Linked DNA regions of Homo sapiens: regions 2 and 3 are each linked to region 1. Evidence: chromatin contacts called from ENCODE Hi-C or POLR2A ChIA-PET data. All regions are on one chromosome and are shown on one strand. The core of a region is the stretch at or near the end of the contact, and the rest is flanking DNA. Distances in the headings are between cores, read along the strand shown. Region 1 holds the start of MRPL20-AS1 (MRPL20 antisense RNA 1). Region 2 holds the start of CDK11B (cyclin dependent kinase 11B). Region 3 overlaps SLC35E2B (solute carrier family 35 member E2B).

The links. Hi-C counts contacts between places; a loop is a spot of excess contacts on that map. ChIA-PET counts read pairs that join two places held with the same protein, here RNA polymerase II (POLR2A). Pooled maps may share reads with other maps.
Region 2: a map with no recorded cell type shows a loop between it and region 1 (16-fold over the local background). The contact joins the promoter of CDK11B here to the promoter of MRPL20-AS1 in region 1. A Hi-C loop is called at or near these places in 3 of 37 single-sample maps with no recorded cell type and 8 of 50 pooled maps. POLR2A ChIA-PET finds 5 or more read pairs at or near these places in 3 of 52 experiments (H1, activated CD4-positive, alpha-beta T cell and activated CD8-positive, alpha-beta memory T cell).
Region 3: a pooled map shows a loop between it and region 1 (9-fold over the local background). The contact joins the enhancer-like site here to the promoter of MRPL20-AS1 in region 1. A Hi-C loop is called at or near these places in 3 of 37 single-sample maps with no recorded cell type and 4 of 50 pooled maps. POLR2A ChIA-PET finds 5 or more read pairs at or near these places in 4 of 52 experiments (B cell, K562, activated CD4-positive, alpha-beta T cell and 1 more).

The regions. Positions count from the first base shown.
Region 1 is chr1:1,397,399-1,400,961 of GRCh38, forward strand. MRPL20-AS1 (MRPL20 antisense RNA 1) reads left to right here and starts at 2,132. Exons shown (of 3, transcript NR_015434.1): 1 at 2,132-2,291; 2 at 2,760-2,905; 3 at 3,207-3,563. It overlaps CCNL2 (cyclin L2), which reads right to left and starts at 1,937. Exons shown (of 11, transcript NM_030937.6): 1 at 1,621-1,937; 2 at 1,199-1,273; 3 at 835-944. The coding sequence starts at 1,908. RefSeq lists silencers at 1,650-1,829, 1,900-2,139, 2,430-2,489 and an enhancer at 2,875-3,418.
Region 2 is chr1:1,657,754-1,661,338 of GRCh38, forward strand. CDK11B (cyclin dependent kinase 11B) reads right to left here and starts at 1,251. Exons shown (of 20, transcript NM_033486.3): 1 at 1,161-1,251. RefSeq lists enhancers at 1,094-1,816, 1,248-1,337, 1,358-1,637.
Region 3 is chr1:1,676,715-1,680,171 of GRCh38, forward strand. It overlaps SLC35E2B (solute carrier family 35 member E2B), which reads right to left. Exons shown (of 10, transcript NM_001290264.2): 3 at 1-132. Among named protein-coding and RNA genes, the nearest start is that of SLC35E2B, 14 kb to the right of the region's middle. RefSeq lists an enhancer at 1,291-1,340. Within about 2 kb of position 2,182, at least 15 of the 41 ENCODE cell types and tissues checked have a DNase peak (open chromatin) inside an H3K27ac peak, as active enhancers do; they include B cell, where a contact is called at or near this core.

The sequences.
Region 1 (3,563 bases), core at 882-3,381:
AACCTCCTTTTTCAGTCTCCCAAGTGCTGAGATGACAGGTGTGAGCTCCCACATCTGGTATGAGAGAATTTCTGGCTGTCACATCTAAGGTGGGGTACTCCTGTCATCCAGTGAGTCGAGACCAGGGATGTTGCTGAATCCTGCAGCACACAGGAGAATCCCCTACAACTAAAGATTACCCAGCCAGATGCGGTGGCTGAAATCTGTAATCCCAGTGCTTTGGGAGGCTAAGGCCAGCAAATCCTTGGAGCCCAGGAATTTGAGACCAGCCTGGGCAACACAGCATGACCCCATCTTTACCAAATAAAAAATAAAAATTAGCTGGCATGGTTGGCGTGCTCCTATAGTCCCAGCTACTCAGGAGGCTGAGGCAGGAGAAACTCTTGAGCCTAGGAGGTTGAGGCTGTAGTGAGCCATGATCATACCACCGCACTCTGCCCTGGACAACAGGAAACCTGTCTCAGGAGGAAAAAAAAGATTATCCAGCCTGAATGTCAATAGTGCTGAGATTAAGATTCCCTGCTCCAGAGCACTCAGAAACTTGTGGGACAGAAGCAGCAGCAGGGCCGTGCACTGACATGGGTAAAGCAGGAAGCCAGCCCCAGCGCGACCCGCCACAGCGCACTGTCCTCACTGGAGCCCCTGCCCTTACTAAACCGCATCTACTGATGCCTCTGAGCAGGCTCTGTTGGTGGAGCTTGAGACTGCGCTCATGAATATCCCACAGGTTTAGAGCCTCAGGCCTGTATTGTGTTATACAAGCCTTACTGTAACTTAATCAGAAATAAAGAAAATAGGCATCTATGATAGACTAGACAGCTCTGACTGACTCACTTTTTGTCTCTCAGCTGTCGAAGGCGGTGAAACACATTGATGACGTCCCGTATGCGTCTTGGGGCCTCTTCTATCTTGGAAGCCAGGTGGACACAGGCCATTGACACATGCTGAAGCGGAAGCATTGCAACACGCCCATGTTTGTCCCCAGCCACGGCGTCCTGACGGCCGCCAAAGGCTTGAGGGCTATTCAGACCAAAAGGGAGGTGCACCCAGGGGAAAAAAAAAGTCAAGAAACAGAACCCTCCGGCACAGAGCTCAGACTGGGGGGCAAGTACTCACTCCCTTAGTAACCGGGCAAAGTAACAAACCGTTTTACCCTCAACATACTTCGCTGGGAATGAAGTGCAGGAGGAAGCCTTACCTCCATGGAGTGCTTCACGAAGGACTTGGTATAAAAGAACCGCTGGAACAACACCTGCCCGGTAGCCATGGCCACCTAGAGTAGAAGAAAGTTTCCGTATTTTCAAACGCACCATTCAAAGCCTTCGCGGCCGAAAGTCATCGAGTAACGTGGGACTCCCCACGCAGAACCAAACACTGAAACGCTTCCCACGTCCACAAAGGCTCTTCGCGTCCCGCCGTCTCGGGATCCAGCGCACTGGCGGGCGGGGAGGCCCCGGGTCAGGGGCATGGGCTGGCTAGGGAATGGCGCCGAGGCTGGGGTCGGGGCAGGGGCTGGGGTCGGGGTCTAGGCGGGGGCGGTGCGGGCCCGACTCGCCGCCAACAAAGGCGGCTGCCGCCCCAGCGGTTACCTGGGCCGGAGGCTCGCGGCCGCGCCCTCACCTGCGGCAGGCGGAGCAGGATACCGGCCGCCTGGATGAGCTCGCAGCCCACCACGCGGAGGTCGGTCTCTGTGTCGGTGTCGAGGCCGCTCGACATGGACGGCGTGAAACGGAGCTTGTCGTCAGGCAGGAGGCAGTTCTCCAAGGTGATGAGCACCCCGGAGTACAGCCTGTCCCCGATCAGCACCCCCTGCGACCCTGAGGGTGCGCCCCCAGATCCCGGGGCGCCGGCCGCTGCCGCGGGAGCTGCCGACCCTGCAGCACCAGCCGCCGCCGCCGCCGCCGCCATTTTGTGCCGCCGACTCCCCTTCGGCTTCTTCCCTCAGGGCGGCTCCTCGCGAAGCTCCACGGCCGCCACCGCCCCGCCCCGTCGCGTGCCATTGGTTCGGCCCGCGACCAGCGCGACGCCGCCTAGCCGCAATTGGCTACATAACCTGCCCGTCAGCAACGCGCCTAACGCCGACGCCGGAACCTGGCGCGGGTGGGGCGGGCTCGTTACCCAGGGGACTCCGCGGTGCCGGCCGACCCGGAAGCATGTCTGTCCCTAGCGGAGGCGCGGGTGCCGTGCTGAGAGCGCCTGCCTGTGCGCCCCGAGCGGGGCTGGGACTCTTCCAAGATGCCCACGTTCGCACAGAGACCCCGGATCGCGGAAGCTCGCGTCTCGAAAGGCCTGTGGGTCAAGGGGGGCCATCTCGGTGGGATCTGGGGCGGGACGACCCCCACTGCTGAACCCTGGGCGCGGGGCAGGGTCAGAGGCTCCGCTCGGCCTCCCCCTGGATGAGACGCGCATGCCCGGTGTCCCCCGGCCGCCGTCGGCGTCGTGTCTTCAGTCCTTATCGACTCCAGACTTTGGGGATGCGTATTAACGCCAGACTCCTGCAAAGTCTTGCCTTCAACACTCAGCCCCTGGGGAGAGACGGGTGGAGGGATGACTGGAAACGTGGCCTCGACGTCCCTACAGAGCCCCTCCAGCGTGGGGAGGCCTAAGTACCTCAAGGTTCAGGCCCACGGAAGGAGTCGGGGGAGCGAGGCCCGGTGATCTACGTGTGAAGGAGCTTGGACAGGACCTCACAAACGCCAGGGAGACGGCGAGGGGGTTCGTGCGTTTGTAACGTCTTGACATCGCTGATCCTCCCGCAGGCGGTCTCACGCCCTGCCCGTCCTGGGTTCACGGTTTTTCATCACCTGCGGCTGTCCTGCGATCGACCACAGCTGTGCAGGAGGGGCAGGAGGTATCTGTTGCTGCAGTTACCGGAACCTTTGCCAGGACTAGTACAGGACCACGGGTGAGGATGGTGGGGAAGCCTGCGTGGGGCAGGGAACGGTGAGGCAGGAAGAGGGAAGGGCAGCAGAGGCCTGAGTGGTTGCAGGTTCACACACTGAGCTGCCAGTAACTGCCCAGCTCAGACGGGCTCAAATTCAGAAGCCACCATTGCTCCTCACCCCCACCCCCAGGTCAGCTGTCCACTAGCTCTGCCATGACTTGATACTGCAGCTCAAACAGTGCCAACCAAAACCCACTCTCCTCACCGCCTGTTATGGGTAACACGGTATGGTTACAGCTTTACTCATGTCCTCTTTCCCCAGGCTGGTAGCTCAGGGATGTCTCGTCTGTGAGTTACAGCTGCACGCTCTCCAGGAAAGAAGGAATTTCCTCTTCTCTGGAAACCCCACCACACAGCTGGTTTCTCATTGGTGCTGCTTGCCCATTCCCTGAGCTGTGACTGCCAGAGGAGTGGGAGGTTGGTGGTGCCTCCAGCCCATCAGGGGCAGGCCCTGGGACCGCCTGGGAACAGGAGGACTATGGCACAAACCGAGTGAGTGATGGGAGCAACCCGCAGGGCTCTGCCACATCCCTGTCTTCCTTCACTGACATGAAACGCAGAAAAGGCAGCTTTGCCACAACACAGGAGCACGCACCGAATGTGGCCGCCCAGGGCTCTG
Region 2 (3,585 bases), core at 1-2,500, 260 kb after region 1:
CCCAGTGTGGTGGCGCGTGCCTGTATTCCTAGCTACAGGAAGGAGGCTGCTAGAGGCAGGAGGATCACTTGAATCAGAGAGGTCAAGGCTGCAATGAGCCAAGACTGCGCCACTGCACTCCAGCCTAGATAACAAAGTAAGACTTGGTTAAAAAAAAAAAAAAAAAAAAAAAAGTAAGCTCTAGGCTGAGGCGGGTGGATCACAAGGTCAGGAGGTCAAGACCAGCCTGGCCAACACGGCGAAAACCCTGTCTCCACTAAAAATACAAAACTTAGCTGGGCGTGGTGGCGGGTGCCTGTAATCCCAGCTACTCGGGAGGCCGAGGCAGCAGAATCGCTTGAATCCGAAAGGCGGAGGTTCCGGTGAGCCGAGGTCGCGTCACTGCACTCCAGCAAGACCCCGTCTCAAAAAAAAAAGAAAAAAAAACAAGAATGATAAGTTGTAAGCCAGGCAAGGTGGCGAGCGCCTGTAGTCCCATATACTCTGCAAGCTGAGATGGGAGACCGATTGAGCCCAGGAGTTCCAGGCTGAAGTGCGCTTGTGAACAGCCACTGCGCTGCAGCATGGGCGACAAAAAAGAGTGATGGGTTCTGAAAAATGACCGCTTGAAATCAAGTCTCGTTTCTGTCATTCTTGTATGGTCTTGGGTAACGTAATTCACCTCAGTTTAGTCTTCCGTACAACCAGAATAACAACACCTACGTGATAGTATCGATCGCGGATTAAAGATCATCCGTTTAAAGGCTCTTAACTCAGGACCTGCCACTCATCAAACACTGCTTTTACTGTCAGAATCTGCTAGAAAGACCGCTTGGACTACGTGAAGCCACTAGCACACTGGACAGCTGCACCTTGAGACCGGGGAGATGCTCCGAGATGTGCTCGCGAACAAGGCCACCTGACCCGGGCACTGGGCTATTTCCTCGGGTTCAGTCCCGCACACTTGAGGTTCAGCCTGGCAGACGTTGGCTCCAGACAGCGTTTGGACCCGCCGCCTCCACCACCCAAAGTTCCGTGCGGGATGAGACTGTCCGCGGAAGCGAGGGTGTCGCTCGCCCCCGGGCCCGGGTCCGCCCCGCTCCGAGGCCTGCTCGGAAGAAAGACCTCGGTGCGCAGTTCTCCTCGCGCTCCCACACCTGGTCCGCCCAGTCGGAACTCACCCCTACGCCGCCGCCGCTGCCGCCGCCGCCGCCGCCGGTCCCGGAGCCAGAGAAGAAACAGCAACCGGCGCGCGCCAAAAGTATCGTCACTTCCTGTATTGGCGCGTAATGATGATATAATAGCCGACCTCCGGCCCAGAACTCGAGACAACGACAGGGGCTCGCTCTGTGCGGCACTTCCTGTGTCTGCGCGGGATGATAACGCATAAAACAGCGCTTGCTCAGGTCCAGGACGCCAGAAGAAACAGCCCGGTGAGCGCACTTCCGACTTCGGCGCGGGCTGTGACGCAGGAATCGGGACTCCGGAGGAGCGACGCCCACTTTTGGAGCAGTTTGCGCCTGCGCGGAACGCGTGGCCGGCTTCCGGAATCCTACCGGGACTTTTCCGGTAGCGAAGCCCGCGCCTGTGCCAAGGCTTGCGAGCAGAATGCCTTCGCGATGGACGCCCGCATTCCACCCCCTTGACCGCTGGGACCCCTAGTGGCGGGTGGGTGGAGCGCGCTCCATTTACCTGCTGGTTACCTCGTGAGGCGCCTCAGGTCTGTGTGTCTTGTAAAGGCCGATCTCGGAATTTAACTCTGAACCTTACTCAGAAACAGGGCAGGGAGAGCTCTTACGATGTGATTTTATTTTATTTATTCATGTATTTACTTTTGAGTCGGAGCCTTGCTCTGCCGCCCAGGTTGGAGTGCAGTGGCGTGGTCTTGGCTCACTGCAGCCTCCTCCCGGGTTCAAGGAATTTTCCTGCCTCAGCCTCCCGAGTAGCTGGAACCACAGGCCCGCGCCACCACGCCCGGCTAATTTTTATATTTTTGGTAGAGACGAGGTTTCGCCATATTGGCCAGGCTGGTCTCGAACTCCTGACCTCAAGTGATCCGCCCGCTTCGTCCTCCTAAAGTGCTGGGATTACAGGCGTGAGCCACCGCGCCCGGCCTTTTACAATGTGATTTTGAAGCTGACACTGGCAGTGGGTCCTCAAAGTGCAGACTCACTGGGTATGGTGCTTCCCCCAACTCCCAGGGCCCCACTCCAAACCCATGGATTCAGAGCATTGCAGGAGAAGAGGATAAAACGAGCAATTAATTCCCTTTCCATATGTCAGGTTTTCCTCTTGACTTGAAAAGTCACAGAAAAATGCTTTAGACATCTGAATCTCAGGAAACAAACAATGGAAGATAAACATCCGCATTTACTGGGCCTGAAATGGGAAAATGAAAGATGTGGCAAGAAACTGACAAGGGCCCAAGAAGGGCGATGGGTATCGGAATTTTTTTCATCCCGGAATGAAATGCTGCTTGCTTTGTGTACCCAAGCTCTTTTTTTATTTTTATTTTTTTGAGACGGAGTCTCGCTCTGTTGCCCAGGCTGGAGTGCAGTGGCGCGATCTCGGGTCACTGGAAGCTCCGCCACCCGGGTTCACGCCATTCTCCCGCCTCCACTCCATTCGCCCGCATTAGGCTCCTGAGTACCTGTGACTACAGGCGCCTGCCACCATGCCCGGCTAATTTTTTTTTTATTTTGGGTAGAGACGGGGTTTTACCGTGTTAGCCAGGATGGTCTCAATCTCCTGACCTCGTGATCAGCCTGCCTCTGCCTCCCAAAGTGCTGGGATTACAGGCGTGAGCCACCGCGCCTGGCCTCCCCCAAGCTCTTAATGTTGCTTCCTGAGTTCTTGGTAACTGGGGAAATCTCCCTATTTTTTTATTTTTATTTTTTTTTGAGACGGAGTCTTGCTCTGTCGCCCAGGCTGGAGTGCAGTGGCGCAATCTCGGCTCACTGCAAGCCCCACCTCCCGGGTTCAACGCCATTATCCTGCGAGCCTCAGCCTCCCGAGTAGCTGGGACTACAGGCGTCCACCACTACGCCCGGCTAATTTTTTTGTGTTTTTAGTTGAGATGGGGTTTCACTGTATTAGCCAGGATGGTCTTGATCTCATGACCTTGTGATCTGCCTGCCTTGGCCTCCCAAAGGGTTGGGATTACAGGCGTGAGCCACAGCACGTTTTTTTCTGTTTTGAGAAAAAGTCTCGCTGTGTCACCCAGGCTGGAGTGCAGTGGCACAATTTTGGGTAACTGCAGCCTCCGCCTCCTGGGTACAAGTGATTCTCCTGCCTCAGCCTCCCGAGTAGCTGGGATTATAGGCGTGCGCCACCACACCTGGCTAACTTTTGTATTTTTAGTAGCGACAGGATTTTGCCATGTTGGCCAGGCTGGTCTTGAACTCCTGACCTAAAGTATCTGCCCACCAGCCTCCCACAGTGCTGAAATTATAGTCATGAGCCACCGTGCCCGGCCAAAAATCTCCAGTTTACCCTTCCTTTGTGAAATCTGTGAGTACCCAAATGCAGCCACTCATGTCAAACCCTAACAAAATCGACCCCAGAGCCCACGAGGAGGGGGTGGCCTCGCACTTGCGCTTGATAGGA
Region 3 (3,457 bases), core at 932-3,431, 280 kb after region 1:
ACGAACGATTTTACCTCCAGGCTGGGCAGCATGGGTCACCGTGACCGCCCGGGGGTGGGGCCGCAGCAGGGACTCCGGGCGCCAGGAACGAGGCCACCAGGGCCTCTCCCAGGCAAAGCGCAGAAGCAGACGCTAAAATATTAAGAAAAGGAAACACATCACCCGTTTTGAACATTTAATGTCCTCAAAGGTTTCAACCACCAATTTAAAATCACTTTGAAAATGCAATTGGGCCGGGCACGGTGGCTCACACCTGTAATCCCAGCACTTTGGGAGGCCGAGGCAGGTGGATCACCTTAGGTCAGGAGTTCGAGACCACCCTGGCCAACATGACGAAACCCCGTCTCTACTAAAAATATAAAAACTAGCAGGGCATGGTGGCCGGCGCCTGTAATCCCAGCTACTCGGGAGGCTGAGGCAGAAGAATTGCTTGAACCCAGGAGACGGAGGTTGCAGTGAGCCGACATGATACCACTGCACTCCAGCCTCAGTGACAGAGTGAGACTCTGTCTCAAGAAAAGAAAAAAAGAAAATGCAATCGTTCACTGTCCAAAGATTTTTAGCAATTGAATCCCGTTTTTCTCTGCGCGTGTTGGCGGATCCTTGCTCTTGAGAGACGGTCTCCTGGCACACTTGACTGTCGTCCTGGCAGACCTGGGGCTGTGGGTCCTTCACGCCCTGCCTGGCAGCTGCACCTTCTCGATGGGCTTTGTGGCTGCCGCTGTCGGGTGCCCAGGACTAATTCCATGCTACTTTCTTTTTCCTTTTTTTTTTTTTTTTTGAGACGGAGTATTGCTCTGTCGCCCAGGCTGAAGTGCAGAGGCGTGATCTGGGCTCACTGCAAGCTCCGCCTCCCGGGTTCTCGCCATTCTCCTGCCTCAGGCTCCCGAGTAGCTGGGACGACAGGCGTCCGCCACCACGTCCGGCTAATTTTTTGTAATTTTTTTTTTTTTAGTAGAGACGGGTTTTCACCGTGTTAGCCAGGATGGTCTCGATCTCCTGACCTCGTGAACCGCCCACCTCGGCCTCCTAAAGTTCCATGCTACTTTCTAGACAGACTCCGTGGTATAAAACCACACTTACACCCGCTTCACGCTCAGGCGACTGTGGCTTCGGGGCGAGACACCCCCTCCCTTCCCACGAGCTCCAGGAAGGTCAGAACAGCCGTTTCCTCCTGAGGTCCAGTGGGAATCATCCCCCCAGCTGGGGCTTTGCACAGACGCCACTGTGACTCCGCAGCACCGAGACCCCACCTCCCCCAGGTCTCAATCCCAGCGCTCAGGCAGCCCGATTTCCTGTTTCTCACACCTGGGTTTCTCTTCCTGCTTCGGGGGAGGCTGTGCATCTGAAGGGGCGCCCATCCTGTCTCACCAAGGCGCTCTGGGAGCGTGTGGTGCCGGCCGTGCTGCCCGACCCAGTACCCCTCCTCGTCTCACTTCTCCCCCGGGAAACTGGGGTTCCCACCTCATTCGTGACCTCCTTCTGTGTTTATGTTTATGCACTTGCGTGCGTGCCATATGTATACATAAATATTCTGTGTTCACACTGAGGGACGCACGCCACCCCCTCCCCCATGAAGACCTCGCCTGGGTGCTCAGGCCGGCCTCTCCCCCAGCTCACCTGCCCAGCAGTGCTCAGAGGTGCCTGAAACTTGGCCTCCCCATACCCGGGAACAGGCGCTTCTGCCCTCTCCCCAGTGGCGGCAATGCCAGGGCCTCTGCAGCCTTCCTCTCTCTCCTCCCCTCCCCCTGCTGTGTGTGTCTGTGCACCCAGGTCTCCCCGTCTGCCCATCACACCGCCAGCTCAGTGCCACCCAGACGCTCCCAGGCCACCCATGTGTGCCCTGACCCCTCGGTGCACCAGGACAGCTGCCTCCAAGGGCACCCCAGGCCTCAGTGAGGAGAAGGCCGACCCCTCCACCAGTTCCCACAGCCTCGGAATAACAAAGGACTCATCCACTCCTCGGGCCACTGACAGTGCCAGATCTCCACAAAGACACCATTCCCTTCTTCCTGTTCAGCAGCACAGTCCCACTGCTTAGCCTGGGGTGACAACAAGCTGGGAGCTAAACCTCCATGGGCTGCAGCCTCCCTGGAGCTAGGACTGGCTGGGCCCTGAGCCAGGGAGCTAGGAGACTTTGTGCCAGTTTCCCGGACTGATGGGCCCTGGCTGGGGGTGGAGCAGCTACCTGGCTTTCCTGAGGTGAAAATCCAACAACAAAGGGTGCGGCAGAGCAAAAGGACAGAGCACTCGCGACAGGGCTCCGCAAGGCAGGGGTGGAGCTCATGGCAGGCGTGGATCTCACTCCCCACCTCACTAGGCCTCACGGCCCTTGACCTCTCCCTCCCACCTCGAAGGCTGCCCCCTGGCTGGGGACGCTGTCACAGCACCCGCTACACAGGCTCTGCCACCACCAGCGAGTTTCTAAAACCAAATTCATTTACATGGCAAGGAGGCCACGCTCAAGAAACCCCTCCAGGAGCAAGGAACAGCACGTGGGCTCGGGCGTGTGCAGACGACGCCAGTCACGTCCCACCTGACGTCGAGGCAAACCTGGAATTCAAAAGGCAAGCATCTCCCTCTTGCCAGAACAGTCTGTCCACTTAGCTTCCCTCTGAGAAACTCACAGCATCCCAGGCAAAACTGCTCCCCGCAATGAGGACCCCCATTCCCCTTCTCTGCTGACACTGTGCTCCAAGAAGCCTGTGGGACCCACACAAGCAGCCCAGTCCCCACCCTAATGTTTGCTCACAATTAGTGGAAACAAAAAAACAGAAATCACACTTCACTGACGCTGCCGTTCTCTGTACATCAAGAACTTAAGGTTCTGGGCCAGGCGCCGTGGCTCACACCTGGAATCCCAGCACTTTGGGAGGCCAAGGTGGGCGGATCACCTGAGCTCAGGAGTTCATGACCAGCCTGGCAAACACAGCAAAACCCCGTCTCTACTAAAAGTACAAAAAAAAAATCAGCCGGGTGTGGTGGCTGGCACCTGTAATCCCAGCTACTCGGGAGGCTGAGGCAGGAGAATCACTTGAACCTGGAAGGCAGAGCTTGCAGTGAGCTGAGATCGCGCCATTGCACCCCAGCCTGAGCAACAGAGCGAGACTCCCGTCAAAAAAAAAAAAAAAAAAAATGCTGGGCGCGATGGCTCACACCTGTAATCCCAGCACTTTGGGAGGCCGAGGAGGGTGGATCATGAGGTCAGGAGTTCAAGACCAGCCTGACCAACGTGGAGAAACCCCGTCTCTACTAAAAATACAAAATTAGCCGGGCGTAGTGGATGCCTGTAATCCCAGCTACTCAGGAGGCTGAGGCAGGAGAATCGCTTGAACCCGGGAGGCGGAGGTTGCGGTGAGCCGAGATCACACCGTTGTACTCCAGCCTGGGCAACAAGAGTGAAACTCCGTCTCAAAAAAAAAAAATTTTTTTTTAATGTAGCCGGGCATGGTGGTGC